2 separate regions of the Homo sapiens genome follow, and region 2 is linked to region 1. Evidence: chromatin loops called from intact Hi-C (ENCODE). Cell type or tissue: IMR-90. All regions are shown on one strand. Each heading gives the region's core, and the rest is flanking DNA. Links, peaks and the distances in the headings are about the cores only. Region 1 has its middle 180 kb from the start of LINC02869. Region 2 has its middle 160 kb from the start of LINC01710.

What was found. Peaks named below come from ENCODE experiments on the same cell type or tissue, not always from the same donor. Only the 100,000 strongest peaks of a DNase experiment are listed, where the experiment ranks them.
Region 2: it touches region 1 in a loop (5-fold over the local background); 1 of 110 quality-filtered maps calls a loop at or near these places.

The regions. Positions count from the first base shown.
Region 1 is chr1:218,677,648-218,694,136 of GRCh38, forward strand. No RefSeq gene overlaps it. Among named protein-coding and RNA genes, the nearest start is that of LINC02869, 180 kb to the left of the region's middle. In IMR-90, for the core only: a CTCF peak has its summit at 5,775; a DNase peak (open chromatin) is centred at 8,784; H3K27ac peaks cover 179 bases.
Region 2 is chr1:218,753,261-218,769,749 of GRCh38, forward strand. No RefSeq gene overlaps it. Among named protein-coding and RNA genes, the nearest start is that of LINC01710, 160 kb to the right of the region's middle. In IMR-90, for the core only: no CTCF peak of the experiment used is centred there; no DNase peak of the experiment used is centred there; H3K27ac peaks cover 156 bases.

The sequences.
Region 1 (16,489 bases), core at 3,926-11,925:
CCTAAAAGTTTCCATTTATCTCAGTCATGTTTTTAATTATCACCACCTGTTTTCCATTTCCATGTATATGAACGTAATCATAAGACCAATATTCTGTAACATATTGGATAATTGCACAAACTGCTGTGTAGGCAGTCAAAATGGAGCTTTTCCCCGGATAGATGGTAAAGACAGATAGTTCTATGTAAGAGCTTGAAATGTTTGTCTGATGATGGATGAATGAAAGTACATATTGGGCGTAGCAAAGACTAGTTAAGGGTGTTCATAGGAAAGTGTGGGATGTGCAAGGTTAGATGTATGAAAGAATACCTACACTTCACACATACACCTATGCACATCTACACCTCTATCTACACATATACCAATGGCTCCATGGGTGCTCACGAAATTAGTTTCATAATTCCGTTCTCAAGACCCTGTTTCCCACAATGTGCACAGGGAAGGCTGAGCCACCATTACTAAAGATTAACTCATCTTCAACAATAGCCTTTTTATCAAAAGGAAAACAAAACAAAGCAATCCTGCAGAGAATAATTCAACCATCCTTATGTTTTCCTTCAGATTCCTCTTTCATTCTCCACAGTGGCCATTTAAAATATACATGTTCCTCAAATTTATTTACCTATTATCTCCCCTTTCCAAAAGATAACCTGACTTCCCAATTTCCTACTTTCCAGGGAAGGTGGGTGAACTATGATGGGCTCTCCGTCAATCTCTACCCACCAATCTCGGGGCTTAATAGACCACTCCTATCATCTCTCTCTCTCTCTCTCTCTCTCTCTCTCTCTCTCTCTCTCTCTCTCCCCCATTGTAACGGAAGAGAAGTAACTTCTTTTAAAGACAAGTATCTCATAGTTTGTTCTGGATCTCATTCTCTCTTGCCTTCTTACAGACACCTTCCTCCTTTTATTTCCTCATTCACTTTACAGAAGCTGTTTACTATAAGGTCACCAACACCTTCTTTTGGAAATTTATCAGCCTATCATACTCACTTTCTCCAAAATATTTGACACTGCTGATCACTTATTCTTACTTGAAATTCCTTCTTCTGTTGACGTCCATGATACTAGGATACCATGATCCATGTATGTCATGTATGTGCAAGCGTGTGTGTGTGTGTGTGTGTGTGTGTGTGTGTAGCCCCTTCTCTTGTCAATCTTTTTGTCTATTTGGAGAATTCAGAAAAAAATAAATTCTTTGATAAGTTAGAAAGTAATAAGGCAAGAAGTAAAGCAAGGGAAAGAGATAGGAAATGCTGGAGTTGAGGAGACTCAAATTTTAAATAGGGTGGTCAGAAAAGTCCTCACATTAAAAGAGAGAAAGAGAGCAAGCCATGAAGCTGTCTGTGGAAAGAGCTTTTCAGGCAGGGGGAGCACCTGATGCAAAAGTGCTGAGGAGGGAGACATTAGAAGTTTTCTAGTAAAGGAGTGACATCATCTGACTTATATTTTAACAGCATCACTCTAGCTGCTCTGTTAAGAATAGATAATAGTGGGACAAGAGCAGAAGCTGGGATGCTAACTGGGACGCTACTATAATAATATGTTGTAAGGGAAATAGTTGTGTTTTAGGTGGGGTGGTAGCAGTTAAAAAAAGTATTTGGAAGTGCTCAGATGCTGTATAGCTGGAGGTCAAACAAGTAGATGATGAAGTGGTGGTGGGGGGATGAGAGAGACAGAGAGACAGAGAAAAAGAGACAAGGAGACAAAAAAGTATGACATCAAGTCTTTGACCTGAGCAATTGAAAAGATTAAGCAAAATAAGGAAGACTGGGAATAGAACAGATTTGAGGGGAAAGATTTTAAACAACTTGAAAGGTCTGAAATTTTACACCAAGCTAACAAATTGGCCTGGCAGAAGACAAGGAACTTACGGCAATAGTGGTAGCCAAATCATGTCATGTCATGTGCAGAGGAGTAAATAATTTATTATATTTTCTTTAAGAATTCCTGTAGGATTAAAAATACCAGATTGCATAATGTGCATATTTGGAGCCTGGAACTACTGCAGCTAATTTATTGCTGTAACTAATCAGTAACTACTAATTTAAGAGCAGCCAGCCTGAAACAGAAGTAACACCTGGGGTGGGTGTAGAGACTACAGAATATGATGGAGGAAGTGGAGTAGAAGCTCGGAGCAAATTATTTCTAGAGCTTATATATGTCTGGAAGATTTTCTTCCTTCTTTTCTAGTAAAATTTCCATGAATAAATTTCCTTAATGATTTAACCCAGTTTGATTTAGACTTTCTGTTGGTTGCCTCCCAAAACATTCTAACAGATGGCAATCTATCTATCGATTGATCAATTGATTGATGCCAGAAACGGGTACTCACCACATTTCAATGAAATGCAAGACCAGGCATTTCAATGTGGAATTTGCTGAGTAGAGGAGATAGGAAGGAGAGCAGTGAGGGCCCCTTTTATTCCAGAGTAGGAAGTTGGCAATCTTTGTTATGTGCAAGCAAGAAAGGTGTCTAGGTTGCGGTTTTATGTGTTGTTATTAAGACTTGATGAAGCTGTAGCTTTAGGCAACTTGATAGGTCATTTCCTCCACCTGCAGAAAGATCCTGTAAAAAAGAGACAAGTCTAGGCTTAAGGTGGCATGTCTGAAGAAGTATGTGTTGAGTGTCTACTTTGCCAAGCAGTGTCCTCATCATTGGACATACCCATCCACGGATCTTGCTTTCTAATTCATACACATATGCTACTAGAAAAAAATTACCCAAAATAGGTAGTGACAAGTTGTTAAAGATAAATAAAGATAAATAAAGCAGAAAAGGGGGATAGAAAATGTGTGCTGCTATTATAGATAGGATGACTAGGACATCTGAGGGAAACTTTCTGGGCAGAGATTTCAGCAAGCATAAATTCCTCAAGGCTGGAGTGTGCCCGGTATTTCAAAGAATAACAAACTAGATGTTCCGGATGGCAGAAGCACAGTGAGCATGGGGGTATAGGATCAGAGGAGATGCACCAGACCACATGGGAATTTAAATGAAGTTATGGACATTAGAATTTGTTTATATGATGATGGGGCCCACTGGAGAGGTTCAAGCAGAGGAATGACATGATTTCATTGAAATCTTAGAAAGATGGCTCTAGTTGATGATTGGCACATGATCGTTTGAGAGGGGATAAGAGAGGAAATGCAAGACCAAGTTAGGAGACTACAGTGGTATCTACAGCAGAGATAGTGGTGGATCGATTGGACCATCTATGGGCTGGCAATGGATAGGGCAAGAAGTTTTCCAATGTAGGAAATATTTTTAAGGTAGAGCTGACAGACTGCCTTATGGATTAAGTATGAAGTGTAAGAGAAAAAGGCAAGTTAAAGATACATGTTGCTAGAGAGTTCACTAATCTAATATGGAATCTTGTAGGGATAGAAATATCATATTCTCTACCTCAAGCCAAGATTGGCAACAATAGATGCAGGGAGTTGGGGAATTAAGCAGGAAATGAATGAGACCAGGCTTCTTCCAAGCTTCTCTTGCTAAGCGTATTTTTGCCAAACAAAGGAAACAGTCACACTGGGAAGACAAAGATAGGGGTATAGTATTTAGGGGTATCCTAAATACTATTAGGACCTCTGTCAATAAAGGTATTTTTTCAAGTATCTTCAAGGCACAGGCCAAGAATATGGTTGAAACCATTAAACAAGGGGCTGTGAGGTAGGCTGAGTACAGAGATATACCCAAGGAAGACAAAAATGCCTAAATTCATGAAGCCCTGAACCGACAAGGGAGTTGGCTTTGATACTAGCCCATGGAATTGATCACAAGCACGTAGACCCAAAGCAAATAGACCAGCAGCCTACCAAATTTTTAAGTGAGCTGTACTGCCAAATACCCCTATGACTGGCCAAAAAGAGCCTGTATTTCTCAAACCTTAAGATAATCCCAAGGATCCAGGAATCACATCAACAGGAAGTGGGCTGCTCAAGTGGTCAGCTCCAGAAATTGCATCCTTTCCAAAATTTGTCTCCATGGGAGACAACAGACAAGGAAAATCCATTCATTGCATAGAACCAGGGGCCTTGTTATTAATCGACCAAGGAATGCCTTGGTCCATTGCCAGGGCAGGTTGTCCTTGTTATTTATGGCCAGAAGATTATAATATGTGCCATGTACTAGTGATTTCTGTGTGTTTCTCACTGATCTGTTTTCCAAATGAAAATTTTGTTTCATTTATCCAGTTCTCTACTAACTTTTGTTAATGGATGTGTTGGGGATCTATTACATGTTATCTTGGCCTGTGTTTCCCAGAAGGGAGAACCTGAGACAAAAGCATGTGTGCTAGTACTTTATGAAGATGTGCAAACCACAGAAGCCAGATTGAGAGGCAAGGGAATTGCATCAGGTAAGAAGAGAGAGCCAATAATAAGGTTACATTATTGGGTTGGCTGCTGCCAAGTGCTTAAGTGCTAAGTGCTTATCTCACAAGACCATCCTCTGTGGAGCCAGATAAAGTGTGTCTTAGGATAGTACATAGGTGAGGTGGAAGGGTGAAGGGAGACAGAAGGAAGAGCTTTTTATTAGCTCTTGTGTCCCAACCTTGAAAGTTTACCCTTTGGGGTTCTATACTTTTGTACCTCTGGGCTGTGCGTATATGGGCACCAAGTGAAGTTCTATGGTATCTGATACCCTGGAATCAACAGAGATGCCACAAGGAAGGAGGTGATGTGAGGTGGTGCCACGCACCACCTACATGAAGTTGGTTGAACCCCACTTACATATGGTATGGTGATGGTAGCAGAAAAGAAGAGGCCAGTGAGGCTGAGAGTATTCGAAGCAGTCTATAAGAAGGGTCTGGTGAGGAGACTGGCTGGGTCTGATGAAGGAGCCTATTATCCTATTATGTAGTAATAGGTAGTATAGGATTACACAGTAAACCCAGACTCCAAGTAATCCTAGATGACTAGACTCCCGGAGTCTAGGATTACTGTTATGTCTAGTTATGGATTCACTAGGTGAGAATTTGACTTGTCTGTGTTTTTGGAGGGGGTTCATGCAATTTATATAATACATTTTTTGAAAGCATATGTACAGAAACATGACATAAATGAATGTGGTATAACCAAAGACTAGACTGTAGCTGTCTTCCCAACAATGATTACACCTGCACCCACCATTGTAATTTTTGTAGCCTTGACTCTCACTTCCTTTTCCAGGGGTGAGCAGAATAACAGTAGCCTGATCAATATTGTCTCAACCCCTTTGGGACCACAATGATTGGCTCATGAATGTTCAGGAATCCAAGGCCAACACAATTCAACCTCACAACAAATGGTCAAGACTTTTGTTATAAAGGAATTGTTCTGAACTGTATGTTTTGCAGAGGTGAGACCTGGATCTGCTGTAGCCCTTTGTTAACCATAAAGGAAGCCAGTCTAAGGATGAAGCCAGCTAACAGAGAAGCACATAAGCACATAAATGAAGATATAGCAGAAAAACATGGTTAATGTCTGAAACACACTGTGCCTGAAAACTAGGCTACAGCTTACACGAAGCAATAATTCTCTCTATTGTTAAAATAGTTTGAATTTTCCTTTTTCTTGTAACCAAAAACATTCTAGCTGATATATTCATTGGTGGGTCAAAGCTGAGGACAGTTTTGCCTGGGTTATACATTTCTAAATAGTATATCTATGGAGTCATAATAGTAACTTAGGTTAACCGTGAGTGTGTGGTGGAGGACCTTTGCAAACCAGATTCTATCAGGGAGACTAGCATATAGGCTTTTAATATAGTTGCGAGGAAACACCACCAGGATATGCTCTAACTACATGTGGTATAACTAAGTCAACAAAATTGTAACTATAAAAAGAATGTGTTGTCAGAAGGGATAGGAGCAGCATGGGACCTAGAAATGGTAGTTTCCAAGGAAAAATGATTTTTAGTGTTTATTCAGTACTGACCATGGATATGAAATACTGGGTCATGAGCACTCTCATCCCCAGAATGGTATATCAGGACTTTCAAAGAGTCATCACACTAATCCATTTCTCTTTGCTCAGATTCTATGCTTTTAAAACAGCTTTGAGGAAAATAAACTACAAACTTATTGGAAAGAAATATCTTTCAGTGCAGTTTTTTTCTGGCAGAGCAGCTATAAAATTAAAGCTAAAACTTAGGCAAATCAAAACAAAGAATATCTTTTTAATTGTGTAGTTTCACATATACTAATTAGTTCCAACGCACTACAGGAATGGTAATATTTTGGCATCATTTCAAAAGCTAGTACTTCTAGACATTTATCATATCACCGTGAAATTTAAACTTCAACAATTTTAATAGTGTGTGATAAATGGAACCCATATTGTTACAACTCTGAATTGGTAATGAGTGTATTCATCATTATCATCATCATCATCTTAAATCTGGAAGAATAGTAATGTTGGTGATGAATAAGACATACATAGTTATCTTCTCCATTATATATGCCTATGATAAGTGCCTCAAATGTGTCTACATCACATTTCAATATACTGCATATACGTGCTTAATAAATATCTGTAAAACTTTTGGAGAGATGGCTTAACAGGTGAATGGTAAAAGTAAATGAATTGTTAAACCTGGAATAAACCGAAGCAAAACAAGATCTTAACATGTAGAATTACAAAATTTACTAAATGCCTTTACATATATTATCACATTGAATCTGTGTAACTTGTATGGTCGGTATCATTATTCCCACATTATAGATGAAAATGAAACTTGAGATTCACAGAAGCACACAGCTAGTGATTAAGAGGGTTAACCTTAGAATCAGACCACTGGCATTGAATCTTCATTCATTCACTTACTAATTGGACCAATGCCACAGCTGTCTCACCTATAAATGGGTAATAATAATGATGTTGAGGGAGTTAAATGAAACATTTCATGTAAATGCATAGGGATATGGTAAACATTAAGTAAATAAATGGTAGCTATTAGTGTTGTTTTTGTCACAAGGTAATGTTCTAATCAAGAAAAACTAACAGGAATATAATGAAAACTAAAATGGCATCTTATGGAAATACATTGGACCTGAAATAAAAAAGCCATTGGGGATCTTTTGTGTCTGTCTCTGTTTGTGGCCACAAGTTCTTTAGTTTTGTTTCTCTCCGTATGTCCATCCCATTGCTTTTCTCTGCAGAAGGAATCTCTCTCCCGACTCATCAGTAGCAAATGACCAAGGTGCCAGTCTCTTACCTCTGTATGTTCTTTTCTATAGAAATATACATGTATTCCTTTAATTTAAGTACTCATCGTCTGACTAAGATTTCTCAGTGCCTCTAAATTGAGCTCTTCAATTTGAGAATTCCATTGTTTTTCAGCATCCAATAGACTCTAGACTTAGACCAATCAGAAACAGTTGGATGATCCTAAGGTCCCAGCACAGGCACAGAGACCCAAACCTTGTCCAAGACTTTTCTTTCTCAGGGAAGGCAATGTGAGAGAGCTGGAAAATACCTCAAAACATTACTTCAGCAAATTACTGGGTACTGAAAAACAAATGGTCTCCAGTGGCTCTCATTCTGGCCATCTTGATTTCCAAGTGACTCCTATCATTTGATTCCATTCTGCTTTCACATACTACTATCCAATTTCATAATATACATTTCTAAAACTCCTTTTTTGATGGCATACAGACACAGTAAAAGATCACCAATTTCTTTAGTGGTTCAGACAAAACCTGTGCTTCTGATGGAGAGCTCAAAGCTTAGCTACTTGCACTTTTTATTCTCAAATTGGTGCTAAGTCAATCCTGTCATCTTGCAGAGTTGGTTTTACCTTTCCTGGACTCATCTCCAGGCAAGCCTCTGCAGCAGCACAGTCACCCTTCTTTGCTCACTATTGCTGTTGTTAGTACCATTATGTGAAAACCCAGTAGACAAAGCAATGGTGCTGGTCTATCATTATTCATTAAAATATTGTTACTAGCACTGAATGACTTTCCTCCCTGTGAAAATGTTTTTTCTTTTTGCTTTCTGACATTCCTACAGTGTTGATGTGCTTCCATTGAGAAACATGAAATAAAGACTTGGGTCTGTGATTATTATTATTCTAAAGTATTAAATAAATATAATTTCTGTCAGAAACTTCAGCAAAATAAATTCAACACCCACATAGAGCTGCATATTTTAATTTCACTGGAAAAAGAAGACATTAGAGTCTATCTGTTAGACTGATTAATCTCCAAATACTGGGCCTATGTTATTCTCTGAATATTATGAAACTTCAGTTGTTGCTTTTCTTTGAATACTAGAGTGTTATCGTTTTTTTTTTATTTTTTTTTAATTTTTTTTTTTTTGAGACGGAGTCTCGCTCTGTCCCCCAGGCTGGAGTGAAGTGGCCCGATCTCGGCTCCCTGCAAGCTCCGCCTTCCAGGTTCACGCCATTCTCCTGCCTCAGCCTCCCAAGTAGCTGGGACCACAGGCGCCCGCCACCACGCCTGGCTAATTTTTGTATTTTTAGTGGAGACGGGGTTTCACTGTGTTAACCAGGATGGTCTCGATCTCCTGACCTCACGATCTGCCCGCCTCAGCCTCTCAAAGTGCTGGGACTACAGGCATGAGCCACCGTGCCTGGCCTAGAGTGTTATCCTTTTAGAGGAAGCAGTGCCATCTTCTTGAACCATTCTGACTGGTTATTCTTTTATTCAAATGACTTGCATGAGTCTACATATGACTGGTTTGATGAATTTTATCTCTGTGTTGACCAACTGTTCCAATAAACTGCCTGAAATTTGTTGGTTGTTTTAGTGCTGTGTAGAGAAAAACAATGTGAAATCTTTCAGCACCCACTTCTGTGGGAGTGACTCATTCCCTTAACCATAAACACAAGGAGGTTTATTGAGATGGTGAGGAAATAAAAGAGCTTAAAGGGAGAAAATGAGAATAAACAAAGCTCTTAAAATTGATTACTTTGTCCAACTAAAAATAGCCAAATAATCAAATCATATTTTTGCCCAAGTCATTCTATCCAAAGTCCCAAATTTAGAAAAAAATTGGACAAAGCTAATGTACATCATAGGGTCATGCTTGAGATAATTAAATATATGAGCAATTGGAAAGGAAAAGAGCTAAATGACATGCCAAACTTCTGGCTCCAGTTTTAATAACCCATTTATGACTTACTTGACTTGTGATTTTATGTAGCCTCTAATCATAGCTTATCTAAGACATAAATTTCTATAAAATATTTGAAGTTGTTTAAATTTATTATCTGTTTTCACTCTTTTTGGGTCCTTGAAACCATTCTTGGTAAGGTCACCTGTATGCACTGTGTTATTAAATCTGATGCACATTTTCGGTTTATCTTCCCTGGCTTCTGTAACTCATCATGCTTTCATTTTTCCTCACATTCTGGCTGTTCTTTCTTGACATCCTATTTTAAGCAACAGGCTCTTATTGGATTGGATTTTTAAACATTGGTATTCCTCAAAGCCAAATCCAGGGTCTCTTCTTCTTACTCTATGCTGTACTCTGTAGATGAATCTATGACTTCAATTATTATGAATTTTCTCAAGTTTAGATCCCTCAACTGAGTCCTAATGTCTTAGTCAGTGTGGGCTGCTATAACAAATACCACAGACTGGGTGTCTTGAACAACAATCACTTATTTCTTGCAGTTATGGCTGCTGGGAAGCCTGAGATCAAGGTACCAGAAGATCCTGTGTCTGGTGAGGGCCTGCCTCCTGGCTTGTCAATGGCTGCCTTCTCACCGTATCCTCACATGGGAGAGAGAAAGAGAGAGAGAGAGAGAAAGCTCTATAGTATCTTTTCTTATAAGGGCACTAACCCCTTAATGGAGTCTCCCTCCTGACCTTATTATCTCCAAAAGTTCCATCTTCAAATACCATCACTTTGGGGATTAGGGCTTCAACACATGAATTTTGAGGGGATGCAAACATTCAGCGAATAAAACCTAGTACATCTAATTTCCTACTCAAAATCTCCACTAGGATGTCTCTCAGGCCCTTTAAATTCAACCATCTAAACCTAACCTCCTAGTTAGGATTCAGGGAGGGTGGGGGCTTAAATGGGCCTCAACTCTTCTCTGCTTATATCACCAGCTAATCCACATGTCCATACCTAATTAACTTCAGCATGCAGCAGGTTGGCAGACTGTTGGGGAGAGAATGGTTTCTGAGGTTCATAGAGTCTTGAAGAAGAGATCTGACACTTTCTTCTGTTTGATTTCGACAGGAGCTGGGGCCTTTCATCAGAGAGCTCTGCAGTGAGGATCAGAGGCAATTGGTGTGAATTATGGTGAGATTTTGGACACAGAGGTCTTGGGAGGAAAGGTGACAATGGCTCACAGGAGTGTGGTATTTTCTCCGGCTCCTAAAGAACTGAGGAACATCTGAAAGGAAGGTGAAGTTCTTGCTGCCTGTGAGGTATGTGAGTATGAGTCTCTTTGGCTGAGGAGGCTGGACAGCAGGCAGGATTTCACTCAGTCTCTCCACAGAGGTCAATGACTTGTGTGATACCGTGGTACCTACCCATGGGAGGAGTGGTTATTGCCACCTCTGAGTCTAACCCTGTTGGTCTGAAAAAGGTTCTGTTTCTGAAGTAATTTAAAGACCAGAGAGAGGGGGAACAATCAACATGAAAAACACAGCTGGACCAGAACTGCTGGAGAAAATAGAAAAGGAACAAATAAAGGAGAATATTCAGGAAAAGTTCAAAGCAGATTTTCTGAAACAATAACCACAAAAATCCCAAACTCAGTGATTTTTAAACTCAAATAATATGGTCCATGAAGATGAGAATGTTCACTACTGAGAGTTAAATTAGTAGTCTGAAAAAATACACAGGGGTGGAAATATTGAGGGAAAAAGTAAGAGAACTTGAAATTTGGTCTGGAGACCTAAATATGGAAATAATAAGAGTATCAGAAGGATAAAAAATGAACTTTAAAGTTTTATTGAATAACTCAACAGTTTAAGCTACATTTAATTTTTGTCTATACTTTAAACAAATTACTATATTATATTTGTGTATAAATAGAAAAATAAACCAGAGAACCAAATGGAAAGTCTAGTGATAGATCCCAGACTATATATGTGATTTTAACATGTGAGAAGGATGGCATTTTCAACACAATAGAAAAATTGTGCTTTATTTAAGAAATGGAGCTAGTATAACTGGCTTTTTCTACAATAAAATCATGCTGGACCCATACTTTATACAAGAATAAGTCCAGATGGAGGAAATATTTAAATTTAAACAAATAGAACAATAAAGGATGTTAGGAGAAAATATAGGAGATGACTTGTTCAATTTAAGATATGGAAATAATTGAGACCATGACAGAAAACTCAGAAGTTATGAAAGAATTAGGGTAATATTTTGACTTTATAATATTAAAATCATGTAGAGCAAAATATATAAATAATGATAGATTTAGAAAAACAATACAACACAAATAAAGAAAAAATTTAATAGCCATAATGCATAGTCTCATAAACTGATTTTTTTTTAAAAAGCAAAAGATATTAATAAGAATTTTATAGAAAAGAAAATCCAAGTGATCAACAAAATGATTTTCAAGCCCTCTTGTAAACAGGGAAATAAAATTTAAAGAAACAATAAAAATATAACTTTTTACCAACCAGTCTAGCAAGAACTAAAATCAGTGATAAATGCTAGTGATGGTGAAGTCTTTCATGCAATATTATTAGAAATACAAGTTGCTTCAGCCACTTTGGAATATATGCTGATATTTACTAAAATTATAAGTAACATACATTTGAACCAGCATTAGCATTCTCACTTTAAAGATCTAGTGTAGTCCCACTTTTGAAGATGAAGTTCATGAACATAAAAAAATCTCAGGAGGTAAGAATAGCTATATAAGGATGTTTGAAGTTCGAGGAGGTGGTGGCTAAGCTGGAACTGTTAATCCACATGTGGCTTCTCCAGCATAGCAATTTCAGTGGGACCAGTATTGTACACAGTGGCTCAGGGATGTGTGTGTCTGTGTGTGTGTGAGAGAGAGAGACAGACAGAGACAGAGAGAGAGAGAGAGAGACAGAGAGAGAGAGATTTCAGAGACATAAAGTAAGGGCATCCAGTCTCTGAAAGCCTGGCTTCAGAAACTGGCTCAGAATTACTTTTATATTCTATTTGTCAGAATAGTCACAGAGGTCACTGAGTATCTTAGTTATCTATTGCTGTCTAACACTATCATCACAAATTTAGCAGCTTAAGACAACAGAGAGTTATCATCTCACAGGTTTTGTGGATCATGTGTCCAGGCATGGCTTGGCTAGGTCCTCTGCAAGCCTGCCACACAAGTCTTGTCCAGGGCTGAGTTCTCATCTAAAGGTCAGACTAGGGAAGGAGTTGTTTCCAAGCTCATATGGTAGTTGGCAGAATTCAGGTTCTTGTGGGCTGCTGGACTGAGGAACTAGATTTCTTGCTGTCTGTTGACCAGAAGTCATCCTCAGTTGTCTGTCCTGTGAGCCTCCCCAACATGGCTGCTTACTTCATCAAAGATAGCAAAGGAAGGTGTCTGCTAGCAAGTCCAGTGTTGCAATCCTACATAATGGAATCATTTTTGCTGTGTTCTAATGGTTGGAAGAACATCACTGATCCGTCTTACTCTCAAAGGAAAGGTGTTACCCAGGGGTGTGAATGCCAAGAGGTGAGCATAGGAAGGCCATCATAAAGACTGCTCATTACATTCAGATTCAAGGGGAGGAGACTAATTCTTAATGTCCATGGGAGGAGTGACAAATAATCTGTGGCCTTCTTTAAGCTGCCAGAGATATTTATAGCCCTGTGTAATATGGCCTCTTTAGACTCTTAACTTTTTGTGTTTCTATGTCATCTTTTGTGAATTATTCTTCAGGATATCCATCTTTCTATCTGTCCACTCAACCATTTCTTTCTAGAGTCTTACTACTAATCAGTCCACTCATTCATTCCTTCAATATATATTTATTAAGTGGCGATTATTGAGGCTCTAGGGATAAATCAGTAAGTGAAATGAAGACTTCCTTTTTCATACAGCACACAATCCAAAGGTAAAAAACAGAAAATCAGCAATGAAATGCTAAATAAACCAGGTGGTGATACAGTAAGTGAAGTGGAAAGCAAAAATAGGGAGGCTAAAGAATAGTTTATATGTGCTGCCCTGGTATGAATATTAATAACACTCAATGTATTCTTGAAAGTTCTCAATGTGGACAATAAATTATACAATCATCTTAGCAATGGGTAGGGGAAGGAGTCACTATTTCCAATAGTTTGGATTCACAGAGCTCTATCACAAAGTAACATTCAAGACGTCACTGGATGAACTAAGGAGTGAGTTTTGCTTATGTCTGGGGGTGAGAGTTCCAGGTGAAGGGAACACCTGGAAAGGACTGGAGATAGGAGTGCACTGGTGTGTCTGAAGAATGATGAGAAGGCGAAAATAGCTGGGGGACAGTGAAGGAGGTTGACATTAAAAGATGAGGTTGAGGAGCCAGTGTAGGAGGTGATGACATGGTGCCTCCAAGGTCATTACACAGACTTTTATTCAGGGCGATATGGCAGCGTCTGGGGCGTTTTGAGGAGGGGGATGATGTGGTCTCACTCATGTTTTAACAGGCTCCTTCTGATTGCTGGGCAGAGAATAAGTCATAGAGAGACAAGACAAGGGCAGGAGCAAGGAAGCCTCCCAGGAAGCTACTGAAATAATTAAGGAAATAAATGAAAGGAGGCTACTGAAATAACTAAAGAAAGGGACAAAAGCAGACTATTGAAATGATGCAGTCTTGGATCCCTGTTTGAAGCCAGCAAAAGCTAGCTAGATTCTGAAGGCAGAATTGAAAGGATGATGCAATTAATTGGATGTGGGATGGGAGCTAAAGAGAGGAGTCGAAATGTCTTCAAGGAAAGAAGTCTTTTCCTGGGAAAAAGGCTATAGGGAGAACAAGTTGGGAGGGAAATCAAGAGGTAATGTATAGGTTATTAATTTTTGGGTGTCTAATGGACTTTTCCAGTGCTTCTAGAAGACAGATTCTGGGTCTTCACAGCCTCAAAATTTACCAAAATTTTTGTGGTCATTCTTTTAGATCTTCCCATCCCCCTTATTCCTCTGGCTCAGCTATCATCTTCTAATGAGGGAAGGTGTGGAAGAAAAAGTCTACTCTCTCTGCTTCCCCTTCGATGTGTTCTTCCTATCCTCAGGAATTTCCCACATTATCTTCCCACAAATTATCTAAGATCTCTTAAGACCATAAACTTTTAGGGGAAAAGTCCAGAAAGACTTTTGGTTAATTTGGCTAGCACCCTACCTTTTATTCCCCTGGAGAAAATGAAGTACACCACTCAAAATATTCTCCAGCCACAGTAATATTACACAGCATGTATTAAGAGTGTATTCCATTTCAGACCTGTGCATTATTTCACTCAATTATCTCTGTAACTCTTTGAATAAATTCTGGTAGTGGCACTTCCTATATTGTGATTTTTGGAAGTTTTCCTAAGTTCGCTAAGTCTCTACTCCCTTGATTGTTAAATAGAAGGTATCTTGATCCCCTCAGGGTTGCTGTGAGAATGATAAGTGCTGTTGGGTCTAAAGTCCTCAGCAGAGAATCTGACATTAGATGCTTCTTGCCTGGTAGTTCTCTAATTTGTGGCAAAGGTTGTGTGTCTTAAATGAAGTAGATAACATGTTTAATTAATAAAAAGGTGATTATAGAAAATGAATTATCAACATTCTTATTATTTAAATATAGTTTGAGAAACAAAAGACAGACAACAGTTCAAAAACCTTATGTTAAGTGACTGTTAAATGCTATAGTCTGGAGAAGAAAGCACCCATCAGGCTGTAGTGTGGGAAGTACAGGAAGAGAAAGTGAAGGGCTTTTAGGCACAGGATATTGAGTAAACCAAGATGTGGAGAGGGGATTGTGGATGATTTGTTTAGGGAGCAATGGATAGACTGATTTGACCAGAGTGGCGTTTTCAAAGAAGGGAGCATGGGACATGAGGTTTAGACGTAATCAAAGGGACCAGATAATTGATGGCATTTAATGCTGGGTGAAGGCTTCAGATTTTCCTTAATGGGAAATAGAGTAGTTATTAAAGGCTCTTGAGTCAAGGATTGATAATCACTTATAGAACATATTTATGAAGTAACTATGAAGAGTTCAGAACTCTGCATTAATCATGCAAGGAGACATCAGAAAAGTTTCATTTGGCTGTGATATTTCAGTTTGACTGGATGGAGACAAAGTGAAAATAGGGATCCCAGTCAGGAAACACACACACAAGAGGTGAGGCTTGAGATGATTAGGGCTGAGTGAGGAGGCCAGGAGTAGCAATTAGGAAGGAAAGAATAGCTGTCAGACACACTGAAAAGCACAAGCTGACAGCACTTGTAGGGTGAATGGACGTGGTGGAAGAGAAAGCAGAAGAAGCATGTCCTGGACAACATCAAGGTATTTAGCTTTAGTGATTGACAGAATCACTGTAGACAGAAAAAGGGAACTTAGGAAAAACTGGCGCAGACAGGGAGATAAACTCTTTCTGAGGTGATAGCTTTCTGTAGTAGATGATAATTAGGAAGAGGAGAAAGGGTTTTATTTTTATCTACACACAGAATGCTTTCAGTAAGATAAGAAAGCATGGTTTTATACATTAACAAAAAAATGTACACGTGCCGTATTCACAAATTTGCTTATGTGTTAAGATTTGGATTTGGATTATCACTAAAATTTATGGTTTTAAAAGAACACATTTTATTTTCAGAGCACGTTTTCACCCAAATAATCTAGCTAATCCTGCTAATCATAGACAATGATTAGTATGGTCTTGGAAATGCCACTGCAAAATTGACAGTCCCTCCTGCTCACCAGGACCTCTACATTACTGATCTGCCCGGACAGATATACACTTGCTTTCAACATCAGACATTTAATTACAAAATCAAAATCCCTAGAAAGGGAACCTGACAATCACGTGAGAGTTAGAGGGAATCTTAGTGATTATCAAGTGCTGGTCCATACCAGCAGCTTTGTTTTTCTGTTTTTTTCATATTGTTTTACTTGTTCATTTGTTTGTTTTTAGTCTAGATGGGTTCTAATCACAGAATTCTCTTCCCACACAGATCCCCATTCAACAAATTATGGCTTACCCTTCAGCGTAGTTTTTACTCCCTTTATGTGGCCTCTGTCTGTTTCTACTCTGCCAAACTGTAGCTTTTTATTAGCCTAAACTCCCCGGACTGCAATTGTCTCTCTGCACATACCTGCTGAACTGTTCAGCTATTACTTTTCCAGTATAGAAATGGCCTTAACTTAGAGGGTTATGCCTCCTTTAAAGAGAAAGAAGAAAAGTAAGATAAAAGGAATAAAAACTTTATCCGTTTCAGAGGCATTTTAATAGCCTTTAAAAAGTCTTTAGGCTTTCTTTGATATACGTGTAGCATTTAGTTTTGTCCTTAGCTCTTAAATGCATTTAGAGAAAGGAGAATGTATTCCTTGTTTGTGAAAAATAACAAA
Region 2 (16,489 bases), core at 3,542-11,541, 75 kb after region 1:
GGGTCAAAGGGAGTGTAGATGTGATAGGCCTCACACAGTCTCTCATAAAAGTGCGCTGGACTTTCTTCCTTTCCTTGGATAACCTCAGAGACTGTTTATGTTTGTGGCCTTTTGGGCTCCTCTCCTCAACCCTTCTAAGAGTGCTTCCCTATACCGATTTAGCCTTTGCATGCCTTCTGTCTCGTTTGGATCCCATTGAGGGTCAGTTCCTGGTAGCTGGATCCTTACATACTCTTGGGGGTTCTGATAATCAGCTGGAACATGCTCTTCCAGCCACTTAGTTGCTGCCTGGAGCACTCTCCTCCTCTCATCCGTGTTAAAGAGGTACATGAGCAACTAGTGGCAATCAGCCCAAGTGGGGTTATGAATTCGGATAATAGTTTGGAGAAAGTCAATCAGAGCTTGTGGCTTTTTGGTATAGGATGGGGTGTTATTTTTCCAACTGAGGAGATTGGCAGAGGTAAAAGATTGGTACAAAAAGGCACGCCTTTCTACCATATGTCCCTCCTTGTTTACCCCAGTATACCATTGCCTTCTTAGGGGCATTTGTATCCCAGTTTTAGGTCGCAAGGAAGCCACCAAGGGAGGGGTTTCTCCCGAGACTTCACATCCTCTTCTGTCTACTCTAGTGGCTTTGGGGTGCGTGTACCTTGTAGAGGCTCTGGTGCTGTGGGCTCCAATGTGGGGAGCCTCTCTTCTTGGTAAGGGGCGGGGGCATCACTGGTGCCATTTCCTGCCATGTATCCTCTGATGTTGGGTCGGACAGAACTTTAGGAGCTGACTTCCCTTGGCAGGTGGAGCAAGATTTCTCCTTGGCTATCTGTCCCTTTGCTACTAGTACTGCTGCTGACTGTCCTCTTAGCCACTGTGGGGGGTCTAAAACTAGCTGTGACCAAGTATCTATGTATGGAAACTGATCTGGGTGTCCTGATTTACCAGTTCCTTTGTGTCATACCTTTGAAACTAGAGACCTGTCTAGGCTTCCTTCTGATGGCCATCCCACCTCTAATGCCGGCCAATCTACCTCACACAAAGCCTTAAGCTTTCCAGGTGTCATAGCAATTCCATAGTCCCCATTGAATCTTTTCTTGAAATTCCTTAACATAGTTCCAAACATGGTAGGCTTACTCTGTGTTTTACCCATTTTCCTCTCTCAGGGGACAAAGTGACACTCTTACTACAAAGAGAGAAGGGAAAAGGGGCAAAAAGTCACTCACTCACCAAGCAATTCATACCAAATCAAAATTAAAACTAAAACCAAAGGACGGATAAGGAGTTACTCATTCATCAAGCAATTTGAGCCAAGTCAGAACCGAAATAAAAGCCAAAACAGTTCAAATCTAAAAGTCAGAACCGAAATCAAAGCCAAAACAGTTCAAATCCAGTCAAAATCAAAACCAAAACCAACGTGCTCATAAAGGCACGCTGTGGGTGATTAGGCCATGCTTCCACTCAGATGGAGTGGGCAAGTTCCAAGACCAGTCTTACCATGTTCCAGAAGTCAGGACTTCAAGCACTGATTCCTCCCGGTGTTCAGCCACTGCATTAATCCTCCGTGGGGGTCTGCAGCACACCCGTCTGGCGAGGCATTCCAGTGGGGCCATTGCCTACCCAGAGCACTCTCAGGATCCACGTCGCTTAAGCTGGCCGGAGTCCCCCGCAGGGATGCTCCACAGGGCAGGCCTAAGCTGCCTAAGGGGCTGCCTCAACTGTCTGTTAATCACCTGGCTTCCTGGTCAGGAAACCAAGAAACGTAGCAGGACCGGTGGCAGACAAAACCTCTCAGACACTGGTTTTAGGAAGGAAGAGGCTTTAATCAGCTGGGAGCATCAGTAGACTTGCTTCTCAAGATCAGAGCTCCTGGAAGTAAACATTTCTGTCCCTTTTAAGGGCTTACAACTCTAAGGGGTCCACTTGAAAGGGTCATGATACATCGTGCCAGTGGGGGCTATGTGACTGAGAGCTACATGCATCAGCGATGGGGGCTAGCAGAACAGAGCAGAAAGTTTCACAATGCTTCTTCATCCAATGTCTGGAATCTATAAATAACACAAGCAGTTAGGTCAGGAGTTGATCTTTAACTACCAGGCCTGATTCTTGGCACCAAGCCATCTGCCTATTGCTCTCACTTCTACTTCTTCTTAACTTTTTGCTTCCTTTTCGAAACAGGAGACAATGGGAGAGGTGGTCTTCTTCCTTAATGGATTGGAAGAATTGGTGTTGTTAACCTTACCAGTCAAAGAAATCTGCCAATTCAATGCAATGTCTGTCAAATGATATTCTTCACAGAAATTGAAAAAATAATTCCAAAATTTATATGGAACCCCCAAAGACCCAGAATAGCTAAAGCGATCCTAGTCTGAAAGAACAAAACTGGAGGAATCACCTTGCCTTATTTCAAATTATACTATAGAGCAATAGTAACCAAAGCAGCGTGGTACTGGCATAAAAACAGACACATAGACTAATGAAACAAAATAGAGACCCTAGAAATAAGTTGATACATCTACAGTGAAATCATTTTTGACAAGGGTGTCAATAACGCATATTTGGGAAAAGACAGTCTCTTTAATAAATAGTACTGGAAAAACTGAATATCCATAGGCAGAAGAATGAAACTAGACCTCTATCTCTCACCCTATAAAAAATGAAATCAAAATGGATTATAGGCTTAAATATAAGATGTCAAGCTATGAAACTTCTAAAAGAAAACATTGGGAAAACTATTCAGCACATTAATCTGGGCAAATATTTCTTGAGTAATACCCCAAAAATACAGCCGATCAAAGCAAAAATGGACAAATGGGGTCACATCAAGTTAAAAAGTTTCTGCACAGTAAAGGAAACAATTAACAAAGTGAAGAGACAACCAGCAGAATGGGAAAAACTCTTGAAAACTATCCATCTTACAAGAGATCAAAAACCAGAACATATAAGGCGCTCAAACAACTCTATAGGAAAAAATCTAATAACCTAATTAAAAAATGGGCAAAAGATCTGAATAGACATTTCTGAAAAGAAGACATACGAATGGCAAACAGGCATATGAAAAGATGCTCAACATCACTGATCATCAGAGAAATGCAAATCAAAACTACAATGAGGTATCATCTCACTCCGGTTAAAATGGATTTATCCAAAAGACAGGAAATAACAAATGCTGGTGAGAATATGGAGAAAAGGGAACCCTCATGCACTGTTATGGGATGTAACTAGTAGAGCCACTATGGATATCCGTGTGAAGGTTACTCTGAAAACTAAAAATTAAACTACCAGAACGACAATCCAGCCATCCCACTGCTAGGTATATACCCCAAATAAAGGAAATTAGTTTATCAAAGAGATCTCTGCACTCTCATGTTTATGGCAGCACTATTCACAATAGCCAAGACTTGGAAGTAACCTAAGTTTCCATCAACAGACAAATGGATAAAGAAAATGTGGTATGTATACACAATGGAGTACTGTTCAGCCATAAAAAGAATGAGATCCTATCATTTGCAACAACATAGATGGAACTGGAGGACATTCTGTTAAGTGAAATAAATCAGGCACAGAAAGACAAATTTTGCATGTTGTCACTTGTTTGTGGGAGCTAAAAATTAAACTAATTGAGCTAATGGAGATGGAGAGTAGAAAGATGGTTACCAGAGGCTGTGCTGTGGTGGGGGATGGGGATGTGAAATGAGGATGGTTAATGGGTACAAAAATATACTTAGATGGAGTAAATAAGATCTAGTATTTGATAGCACAACAGGATGATTACAGCCAACAATAATGTATTGCACATTTTAAAGTAACTAAAAAGGTATAATTGAAATGTTTGTAACACAAAGAAAGGACGAATGCTTGAGGTATTGGAATACACCATTTATCCTGATGTGATTATTACACATTGTATGCCTGTATCAAAATATTTTGTGTGCCCCACAAATGTACACAGCTACTATGTGCCCATAAAGATTAAAAATTGAAAGAAAAAAGAGAATAAATGCTTAATTCTTTCCCTTTATCACTTTTAACAGGAAATTACAAAACAATGTAATAATAAAATGTTAAAAGTTGAAAAATATCCTTTTAAAGCATTTAGAAACCCTGAGATTCTTTTTATAACTCGCAATTAGGTTAAACTATCAATATCACTGTGCACATAATCTATTCTATTGCAGATTTATAAAAGCCAGACAGAGGACAATTATTAAGTATGATCTACTTGCTTTATAGTCCATTTGGATCTTTATCAACTACAATCTACTTACTTTAGAGTCCATTTTGATCTAGATGATCAAACAGTTTATCTTCTACTCAGGCGAAAGCAGGGGTGAAATATCAGATTATGCTTACAAAGGAGAGAATAATACTGTTTTGACACTGTGGTGGAATTTGACCAAAAGTCATTGATAGGAAATTTCTTCTCTATCAAGTGGTGAGAATGTTTACTTCATAGCTAGGTATTGGGAAAGGGAAAGGAGAAGCATCACCCTGATATAAGAAGAAGTGAAGTGACTTGGGGTCTTTTTATTGTTTCCCTGCACTCAGTCCTCACCATCTCCTTTTTCACTAGTAAGCCATTTTGACTCATGAAAACAACAGCATTGAAGTACCAGAAGAAAAAACTACAGGTTTAGTTTTCCCCATTTTTCATTTATTTATTTTACCATAGGACATAAAAGGCATTTATTTCAATGCAGACCGTAATACCCCAGTGAATAATTTTCCATGCCAGGACGAAGTCATCAAAAGTTCTGAGATGCCTTAGAAAATAATGAGTTTTTCTTGCCTTTCTCTGCTCATCCCACTCCCCATTGTCTCCTTCCCCTGAAGAATTGTAGCATCAAGAGCTAATAAACTTTACTGAACACTCTGTCTTCCCTTGTGAGGTGCCAGGCATTGATTTTGTTCAAAATGCCATAGGTGGTGGCTACTTGCTCCACACTCTATGCCAATCACTGGAATGACAGACAGCGTGGGAAGAAAGAGAACCAGAGAACTACAGTGCAGGGAGGGAAGGAGGAGGTGGGGGTCAGTTCTTTACCTGTAATAGTCTGCTCCATGACAAAAAGGCAGCCAGAACTGTGGTTTTCCAACTGACAGTGAAAAAGAAACATCCATACTGTAGAGAGAGTGCTATAACATTCTATCCCTCCTTGTCTCAATTATTTTACTTTTGTTCCCCAAAGAAATGGTCAGTTGAAAATACCAAACTATGTTGGGCCAAAGGATCAGCTTAAATGTAGCTTCCATGCATGTGGGAATAAAGTAAGAAGGGGGCAGTCCAGCAGAAGCTGAAAGCGGGAAGTCGGATCAAGGAAAGACCACCTCAAAGTTTCACTGTGGCAACCCAATCCTGGAGAACAGGCAGAAAATGAATTCCAGCACAAATGTTAATGTAACAGGATAAGTGGGGGGAGGTTGCCCTTGGCAAGAGAACTAAGCATGTTCATTTTTATAATATAAGAGAGAGAACGAGAAGGAGATTGTGTGCTAGCTCACCAGGTGCACTTTGCAAGCTTTCCCATTTCCCATTTCATTAGTTCCTCTAATATTATTGCAAGAGGCTTCAAAGCTATATATAAAGAGGCTTGCCATCCTGCTGGACTCATTTTGACTTCTGTTTGTATTTCATGGTTTGCTTATTAAAAAATATTTTTGCCAGAGGAAAATAAGAAGCATTTCAGAAATGAGCGAGCTTCTATTTACAGAGGTCAGATGCAAAAGTAAATTTCCAGTAATGTTTTTTAGAACCTGTGTGTCATGGGTTTACACAACTTATGGTCAAGTGAAATGTTTGTAGCATCTATGTGATGCCTTAGTTTTTATATACTGTTGTTTTATAAATTAAATAAAAATGCCATGGCAGAATATTTAGAAGTAGGTCATGATTTCTTTTCATGTAAATGCAGTGGAACAAATTTTTAATTTTAATTCAATTTTAATTTTTTGTCTTTTTCCTAAAGAATGTGATTTGTCTCCAGTATTTTCTCACACCTGTACCTTCCCACCTCACCCCACTGACCTGCATCCCCTTCACTCTTAACTACCCCATGTCAGGCAATTAAGTATTCTGCTTTCATTTCTTTAGCAAAGACATGATGCAGAACAAATGCAGAAAGAGAGACCTTCTGTGGCTTCTCAGCTTCAAAACAAAAATTTCAAACCCATGGCAAAAAGTATAGTTTGAAAGCCCCTAACGTTTGGGTTTGAGGAATTTCTAAAGTATTTGCTCAAAGGAAACAGGTATGCAATGATCAGATTTAAAAAATCAGCCATGTTTTTGGCTCTTAGCATGAGAAGAACAAAGAAGGAAGCAGAGGTTTGATAAGGAGTTGGAAGTTGGGGTGGGTCCCTGAGAGGTAGCCTTGTGTCCTGCCCTTTCTTCTTCTCCAGCAGTCCCAGACTTGAGTAAGTGAAAATAGAGGTGGGACTCTGTTTCATTTTCAGGTAAAATCCCAAAAGACAACAAGTATCCTCCTTGTCCACAATGGCTCAGGAGGAGTAAGTATCTATGGTGGGTCTAGCCAGGGAGGACTTATGATTGAGACAGCATGATTTAGTTTCCTTCAAAAGACTGTGGCCTAAGACAGTGGTGAATGTTGTCTACATGCCCCACATGAGCGCAGAATCAACTAAGATGGACAAGTCAATGACCCAGCAGAGACCACTGTAGACTCATGACTGGAGGTAGATGAAGCCTGATTATATCAGCAACCCATGAAAACTGATGATATGTAGGGATGCTGTGTATTTCAACAAGAATTCCACAGTTATCTATGAGATTTCAACATCAACTGGATGGCAAAAAAACATCCTCATGCTTTCTAAAGAAAAACTCAAGAAACTCAAGAAATCTCAAGCTTTCTAAAATTTTTAGAGCTCTAAAAAAGACGGCATATTTGATGAAACGTGTGCATCTCCCCTCCCCAACTCTCCCTCACTCCCACACCCAGGTTGGAATGAGGAGCAAATGAAAAGGTAAACACAACTGGAAATTTCCATCCATTCCATCTCGACCCTTATCTACCTTTTTTCACTTTCAAGACAAGTTAATTTTTGTGGCAAGCAATTGTACAATTGATATTTACATTTACATGTGAGTACCCCGTCCAGTACTTACTGCTAAAGAGGCTTCACTGCTTCTAAACAAAGACAGAAGGACCCATATCTAGGTTTCTAGGTTTAATAGAGGTAGGCCAGCAGAAGGCAATGAAAACATTTTTTTCTTAAAGAAGAAAATTGCCTAAGAGGACAGTTGATGGGTCAATTAGAAGCAGTTCTTTGAATTTGGGAGAATACATAGTCAGTCTTCTAGTGAAGGCAGCTGGTAGTTTATTTTTGTGCTAGACTTTAATTAAAAATTGAAGATTTTTTTTTTTATTTCACAAAGCATTAAATTGGGTTAGGTCTTGTCAATCTATACAGCTGGGACCTGCACTATCAGTCATTGAACACAAAGGAAAACTTGTTTAATATTAACCTCAGAAATGTATAATTTGGAATGTAAACCTACTGCCAAAGGAGGGAGAAAAAAACCTAGTGCATTCCAAGGAGAAATAGAAAGTTGTTTCTTGAAAAAAAAAAAAAAAACTTGTGTATCAGATTACCTGGGCCACTACTTCATTAGTAGTATGGAGAACAGGATGTAAACTTATAATAATGTTGTATATTATTTAAACTCTTTCTGAGTATAAAGTAAGTTATTATGTGAGTAATGAAATGTTATTTTCTAATTGCATCATGACCCAGGAATACAGACATGGGATTAGATTGTAGGAGGAGAGTTTTATAATAAACTTAAGACAGTTTGTAAAACCCTGGAAGGTGTTTCAATAGAGGTCATGAGAATTGCCAAGAAGGTAAATCCTTGAGATGGTAACAAAAATATTAAAATTAAAGTGATACTGAAAAAATGTTAAATAGAAAACTGTTTAGGATTATTGGAAAATAATTATTACTGGAAGAAGAGAAATTGAACAAATAACACAAGGCTCTAAGGCTTCAGAACTTCCCCGATAGAAGATCTAGTCTCTGATGTTCTGGCCAGCCTTAATGGAAAGAAGCCAATGACATGGTGAACCTGTGAAGTCCTTCCTGTCTTCAGCATCTGATTATAACACCAAATATTCTGAAAATATGTGCGATGTTTGGCTATGTTTTCAGCAATGAAACTTGTTGACCTTTTCACTAAATAAATACCAAATAACTTTAAAATAATTGAGATGCTAATGTTTTTACTCACTATCATAAGACCTTTCAAATCTTAACCTAAAACTTCCTTTCCTTTTACTGTAGAAAATTACGATAGAGCAAAATCTTTAAGAGCTGATATCCAAAAGCAAGATGACTTGAGAGAGTGAAATGCTTGTCCAACAAAAATTTACTTTGTCTTTTTTTGGGGGGGTGGTGTGTAGTATATTCCTCCAGGTATGTGCTTAGGAATAAGAAAGCTGATAAAGGTTGGACTTTACCACCAGACAGAGTGTCAAACCCTGAGTTTCTGACCCCTGTATCAGAATCATTTCGGTGCTTTTTAAAAGTTCATATTACTGGGCTTCAACCCAGACCTCCAATGAGAATCTCTAGGGGTTCAAGACTCAATAATCTACATTTTAAATAAGATCAACGGATGATTTTTTATGCCCTAAATTTATGAGTGAAAAGTCTTATAAAAATTATGTTGGGAAACTTTTTGTTCAGGTTCAGCTTACATTTTAAATAAAACATGGAGATGTTCAAATTCTCCTGAATGTTTCAAATCAAATTAAAAATACTGGAAAGAGGGTGGATCATAGGTATTGGCACAAATGCAGAGCTGTCTTCAAACTATGTTCATTGTGCGAGAATTTTATAATTTATCCCCTAATCTCTGTCATGGTTTTGCACACATCTAATTTAACAGCCTTTTCTCTCTTTTTTTGTCTTTTTTTTTTTTTTTTTACTGACTCACCTTCATGGAGTCTTACCTGCATATTCTATCTAAATTTCAAAAATGTATAATCTTAATGTGTACTTATATTTTATCAATTTATATAATATTTAATTAAAGTACATAAATACTTTAAAAGACAACTGGCATAACAAAATTTGGGGCAAACACGTGGACTCTAGACAACTAAACTGGTGGTAGCAGAAATATGTGAGAAATTAGCCTTCTGGAGCTAGGCATTCAGTTTACCAGTGAGTGTAGTTGATAGAGGAAATTCTGATCATTTAGTAAAAGTGATCCTACTGTATCATTGTTCCCTTTTAATATATGAGTTTACCATGACACTGAGAGTAAGCAATTAGGACACATGTTCTCTCAGTGACAGAGACAGCGATCAAAACCAAGTCATCCTAAGAGCAAGCCTCTCTCCTTTTTCCTACACTTGGACCTCCTTAACATAATTTCCTCCCTAAGACTAGCTTTATTAGTAGTTGGAGGAAGACACTCATCTATTTGTGATTGGAGGAATCTTGCAATCCTCCCATCCAAGAAGTGCTTCCTCCTGCAGCATGTTGCAAGGTCTGGAATATCTACTTTCATTCTGTTGTCTAGCTCTGTGACTGACAGTCCAAAATAAAATGCAAAATACATTAGCTGAGAGGATTCAAACATAAAATGCTTAGACAATTATCTAGGGTAATGCAGATTTCTAAATAAAACCAAACCAAAACAAACAAACAAAAAAACTTGCCAGCACATTTTGGCACATTTTGGTTACACCTGGCAGACTGGCAGCATAGAGGCAATGTGAGAGAGATAGAGCCCCAGGGAGAGAGGTAAGAAAGGGAGGTAAAGAAGCAAAATCACTTTTCCCACTTCATGCTGAAGGTAGGACCTGATTTTTTCCAACCTCAACAATACTGAATGTCTAAGAATCCAAAACTTCTGCCCTTTATTGACCACATAAAGAGTTTTTTGGCATTCTTTTGCAAAAAAACTACATTGACTGTAGAATAATCCTTTTGAACTGATTTAAAAGCTCCATCATCCTCTGACCCCATTCTCTCCAGCCTCATCTTTCTCAGAATTCTCACCATTTCAGACTACAACAGGTTCTTCCGGGACTTTGCATAGAGTTTCAAATGACTCCTCTCAGAAAACCCCTGTTTTCTTGTGGAATCTGGCCAAATTGTCACCTCAACTATTGAATCTACCTGTATACTTCTGGACAGAATTTTTCACTCTCCTGTGATCTCAGTATCACCTTGTGTATACTTCTATTGCTGACTTATTGCACTTTATTTAGTTTATCTGTTACTCGTCTGTCTCCCTAACAGGGCTGGGATGTCTATCTCATCTTTGTATTTCCAAAGCTACTTAGAAGAGTTGCTTATAAGTGAGTGAATTAACAGATGAAAGCTCTAGGCCATCAGCATTTAATCATGGGCCTTTAATGAAAATGGAGTTAGGGAGTATTGACCCATATCTTAGATCTATAGTGAATAGGGTGATAACATCACAGCCTCACCTGTTGGTGGCTGACCATGACAGCCACTGAGACCGAAATAGCCTTTGTAGGTGGTCATTCTAGGATGCTATTTCCCTTTTTAGGTTTGCGGTCTTGAAGCAGTTACTTTTGTCCCATTTGCAAATATATTTCCTGCTGCAATTCAGCCTGCCACTGATGCATTTCAAGAAACTCAAGCTTTTACCATAAGGTCCTGCATCTAAAATATTTGTGAGAATTTTTCTACCTATCATGTTTGGGCTGCAATGCTTTAAACCCTGCAGAGCATGGCTGTTCTGTTCTCTGCCTCCTGCATTGCTTGCATCTTATTTAAGGGCATCAACAATTCTTCGGCACTGCAAATCAAACAGTGTGCACTAGTAAATCAAAAACTATGCTGGACAATGCAGCCCTTTTCTAGGTTCATGCCTGAGAACAATTGTAAGCTTTTCATCAGAATTTCAAATGCTGCCAAAGTATTTTTTAAGACAAGTTATTCAACACGCAACAAAACAAGTTTCTGCACTTTTTTCTAGACTATGTGGGATAATTTTCCATATAGCCAAGAAAGCATAAGGGAGACAGTCATTAAATCCACCCCTACTTATTAACCTTCTCTTTTATCAACAGGATTATAAACTCATAAGAGTTATCAGTATTTCTGATTAAATTTGTTGGGGCTGGAGCAAGGAGAGCCAAAATCAAATAAAGCTAGGTTTAAATCTAAGACTTTCTTCAAGATTAGATTTTCATTTACTGGAATTTTCTAGCCAATGTCTAAAAGAATCAAATTCAAATTAATAAGCAAAAATCTTTCTGAGGCTGCCATGTAGGAGCCCACTGAGGTTACAGAGATAATGTTGTTTCTTTGCCTCTAAAATCTGTTTTATATTTTTCATGTGACATTTTTCTAGTCATTGGAGAAATGATCACCACAACTGGGAGAGATTTTTGTACTCGCAGGAGAGTCAGCATGGCCTATAGGAAGGCAGAATAAGTTCATATCCCTGCACTATATTGATTCAGGCACAGGAACAAGAAAAGACCCAATCTCTCTCCCAGCCATCCCAAGGAACTCATACCAATCAATGTCTTGAAAAAGCCAGGGCTCGTATGAAGTACTGGTATTTGTTTCCATCCCACAGGCCTAAAACCAAACAAATAGTTGCATTTCAAGGGGCCTACAAAGGAACTTGTTTTAACTTCCACCATAGAGCTGTTAATTTCTAGTTAATGAAAGTCAAAGGTTCTTTTGGAATTTTTTTTCTTTTGGGTGCCCAGAACTTAAACTTGGGATGTTGTATGGTATTATAACAGCTTTTACTCAAAATTTAGCACCAGACTGAATGACATCTAAATTATGAGCTTTTGCTTCATGCAAGGCACCCTTTAAACACTTTGTGTATGCTAACTCACTTAAGCTTCAGAATGAACCCAGTGAAACCCAGTGAAACCCCATTCTACAGATGAAGTCAAATAGCTTAAGTAAATTGCCTGAAGTTACACAGTGAATAAGTGGCAAAAATAGGCTCCAGGGCCTGGGTTAATAATTATGCTAATAATTCAAATTGGTGTTATTTATAAGATTTATGACTTTCTAGCCCTCCAACAATAGAAAATGAGAACATTAACTATATCTCATCTATACAACTGAAAGCCACATAGACACATATTCATGTAGGAAAAGTTTTCTCACTAATATGGAAAAATAAAAGCAAGTTTTAGAGCCCTATAACAGCATGCAATTTTTACCAGAAAGATAAATAAAATTATGTAATATATTTAAATGAACATATAAATGTTTAGCTAATTTATAAATATATAAAATCTAGAAGAACATATACGAAAAAGTTAACAGTGGTTCTTTGTGAGTGGTAGGAGAACGGGTATTTTTTCCCTTTTTGTTTAAATTTATTTTCCCATTTTACCACAATAATCATATTGTAGTAAATCAGATTGTTTGATTTAAAAAGTTATATAAAGTAAAAATTAAAAGGGGGCCTCTAAAAATAAGTGGTTTTGTATATAAAAAAAGGAGTTCTTCTGTGATAAGGCAGCAAAAAACTTGGATTTTATATTGTGGAATGGCAAACTAGCAACGAAGAAGGAAAATACTCCATGTGCCCATGGGAAAACCTAGAGAAAGGCCCGGGGGTTGGGTGATATCCCCGGCTACAGCTGAATTTCACAGACTTACTGGGCCCTGGTATCACATCTAGGCATTCATTTTTCCTAGACATCATATCTCATAAGAGATGGAAACAATCGTTCTAAATTTAACTGATGGGAAAACAGGAAGAAACTTAGACAAGCCCATTGTATAAAGGAACTGTAATCTATGAAAGGCACAAAAGCCCATTTTCTTATGAAATGCCCACAATGGAAGTTTTTCGAGGCACAAAAAGTATCCTTGTCACTGACCCTTTACAATACTCTGAAAACAGTTTTTAATTTTCTCAACTCTAAAATAATAGAACCATTGCTTTTTGACTTGGATACTTAAGTTGGGGGGCAGCAACTAAGAAACGTGGGAGAGATACGTTTGTAGCGTATGAAGGGGTTGTGATTGCTTTGCTGCAGTTATGGTGTGGTATTTGACTTTGTATCTTAGGGTCAAAAGCAATTCTCGATTGAGTAAAGGGCAATGAGTAAAGGGGCTAGACTGAGTCTGACTTTGACCCAGATCCCTTTATACATCCCTTCTTTAGAGACGTATGTTACCTTAGATTTCCAGGCATGACATCGTCCTGGCCACCCTTTCTTTTTCCTTGTTTCTCCTTTTTTGCCCCATCTCTCACATGTCAGCATGTCCCAAGACCCTCTCTTCGGCCCTCTAATTCTGTATCTCACCTTACAGAGAACTCACCTCCTCTTCTGCCTTCACACCCGCACAAGTAATTGTCAAAGTGATGAGATTAGTCCTGGGAAAATCAGGGAAGGCTTTATAGAGGAGGCAGGCTTTTTGAGAGGTGATGACTTTCAGTTGGGAAACCGTGTGCAGGGGGAAAAGGCTCTCAGATAAGGGAAACCGTACTAACTAAAGCACAGAGAGGTAGAGAAGTTCTGGGTCTGTGAGGGAGACTGCTAGTTTGATACGAAACTTGTTCATTGATCCTTAGAAACACTAATAAACCGTGCTTTCATTTTTCTGTCACACCTGCATGTTTCTTTCTTGCTTCTGTGTCCCCAAGTCCCTTCCTGGACAAACGAAGCTTCCTGGTCCATTTGTGCTTCATTTACACACTGGTTATTTTTCTCACTTCTGAGTGTCTGAGGCCATCAAGGGAAAAATCCCAGTCTTTCCCTGCCGACTATTCAGACAAGAGCTGAGTTCTTCTCCTTCTTAACCCTTATTAGCCATCAGAGTTTATTCTGATGCTCAGTGTTTAGAGTTATTTGCTCATGTAATGTGTCTTTTTTATGGTTTGGTCTTTTACTCACAATTTTAAATACCTGGAGCTAGCAGGACTCTAGTGAGACAGCATTTACGGCCTTACGTTATACTTACTTAGCTTATTTTAGTCCGTACTTGAACCGGCAGGACTCATACATATATCTCCTATTGTACTGTTTTGGAATGTAATAGTCAAAGACCAAGTGCCTTTTCCCCCTGCACACGGTTTCCCGACTGAAATTCATCACCTCTCAAAAAGCCTGACTCCTCTTTAAAGCCTGCCCTGATTTTCCCAGGACTAATCTCATCACTTTGACAATTACTTGTGCGGGTGTGAAGGCAGAAGAGGAGGTGAGTTCTCTGTAAGGTGAGATACAGAATTAGAGGGCCGAAGAGAGGGTCTTGGGACATGCTGACATGTGAGAGATGGGGCAAAAAAGGAGAAACAAGGAAAAAGAAAGGGTGGCCAGGACGATGTCATGCCTGGAAATCTAAGGTTGTTTGATATAGTGTTCTTCGCAATGACCAACTCAGTTTAATTTGCTTGGAACAATATTCTACACAGCATTACGCAGAAATGGATACTTCATAGATGCCTTTTCACAAATATGATATTGATGATCCAATCTTCATAAAGAACCTTTAGTTTCATGAAAAAGAAATCTTCTAAATAGATTAAATGAATGCAAATATACTTTTATTTAGAACACTTACTCTCAATCATTTAAGAAGTAGTTTTACGAAAAAGTGTCTCGAATGAAGACATTCACTGAAAAAGTTTTAAGTTTCGAATCAAAATTACTTTTAAAAGCTAATACAGGCTGGGCACAGCCACTCACGCCTGTAATCCCAGCACTTTGGGAGGCTAAGGCGGGCAAATCACGAGGTCAGGAGTTCGAGACCAGCCTGGCCAACATGGCGAAATCCTGTCTCTACTAAAATACAAAAATTAGCTGGATGTGGTGGGGCACTCCTGTAATCTCACCTACTTAGAAGGCTGAGGTAGTAGAGTCGTTTGAACCCAGGAGGCAGAGGTTGCAGTGAGCTAAGATACATGCCACTGCACTCCAGCCTGGGTGACAAAACAAGACTCCATCTAAAAAAAAAAAAAAAAAAACCAACACCTAATATATGTTGAGGTCTTCTTAAATGCCAGACGTTTAATAATACCCTTATGACATAAGTATTATTACTACCATTTAACAGATGACAAAACTGGGGCTATAACATTACTGTAACAGGAACAAGGTCATAGAGCTGGTAAATGTTCAACAATAGTTAAGTAAATTATGTTACATCAACACAGGGGAACTATTTAAAATCATTAAAGTGACCATAATACTGACTAAAGAAACATTAAAAAGTTCTTTAAAGTCTAATGAAAATTTCAACTATGGCATTATGTATACCTAATGGTTATTGACATTTGACATTTTAAAATTATAGACACAAATTGTGATAGTCTAGGAAGGAGAAAGAAAATAAAATGGTTATATTGTTAGGATGATGGGTTTAGTGTTGTTTCATTCTTTTAGTCCAAGTTACTATTAATGTAATTTTATGTGATTTTAAACAATAATTATGTAAAAATAGAATGAATGTGAATGTCAGCATATTCTCTGGAAGGATACCTCATTTTTTTTTTTTTGAGACCCAGTCTTGCTCTGTTGCCCAGGCTGGAGTGCAGTGGCACGATCTTGGCTCACTGCAAACTCCGCCTCCCGGGTTCACGCCATTCTCCTGCTTCAGCCTCCCGAGTAGCTGGGACTACAGGCGCCTGCCACCACACCCGAATAATTTTTTTGTATTTTTTTAATAGAGTCGGGGTTTCACCATGTTAGCCAGGATGGTCTCGATCTCCTGACCTCATGATCTGCCTGCCTCGGCCTCCCAAGGTGCTGGGATTATAGGCGTGAGCCACAATACCTCATGTTTCTGTAAGAATTCTTGAGAAAGATATTATAGAATTCCATATCTATCTCTTGTTTATTCCCATCTATATAGTATCCACTTTTGTAAATAATTATTCCCTCTTGGAAATGGAAAAATGATTGAGAGGGCAGAGCTTTGATCCCAAATTTATGTATTTTTTTCTCTGGTGTCTCTGAAAACTGCTTTGATTACATAGTCTAAAAGATATAAGAAATTGGAATATTACCTAAGGAACTGGGTTGAGTTGGATTGCCAATGTAGATTTTTGTATGAGTTGGACGGAAATTATTTTATCGGCTTCCTCAGTTTGCTTTGCAGATGTCTTGCTTCTTGTTGAAATGAGAAGGGAGAAACAACTTAGCTGTGGAAGCTTCCTTGTATGCCTGTTGACAAGTACTGTGCAACATATTTGACGTTTTTTGGGGTAGACATAATTATGGCTTTAGTTCCCCACCCTACCCCACCCCCACACACAAAGGGGAAAAGTACTTAAAGAGAAAACTACAAACAAACAACAGTATGGAAACAGACTTTATATGACCCCTGAAATAAAATGTTAATTTATTTGTATCACAATGAGGCATAATCCGAAATAGCAGAAAAGCAACCTCCATAAATTGAAATAGGCAAAGACTCTTAAAAGAATAACAGCCATTTATGGAAGCATTTAAAATAATTGAAGGGAACTGGAGTGCAAAAACAAACTATATACCCATGGCTCCAAATCCCTGGT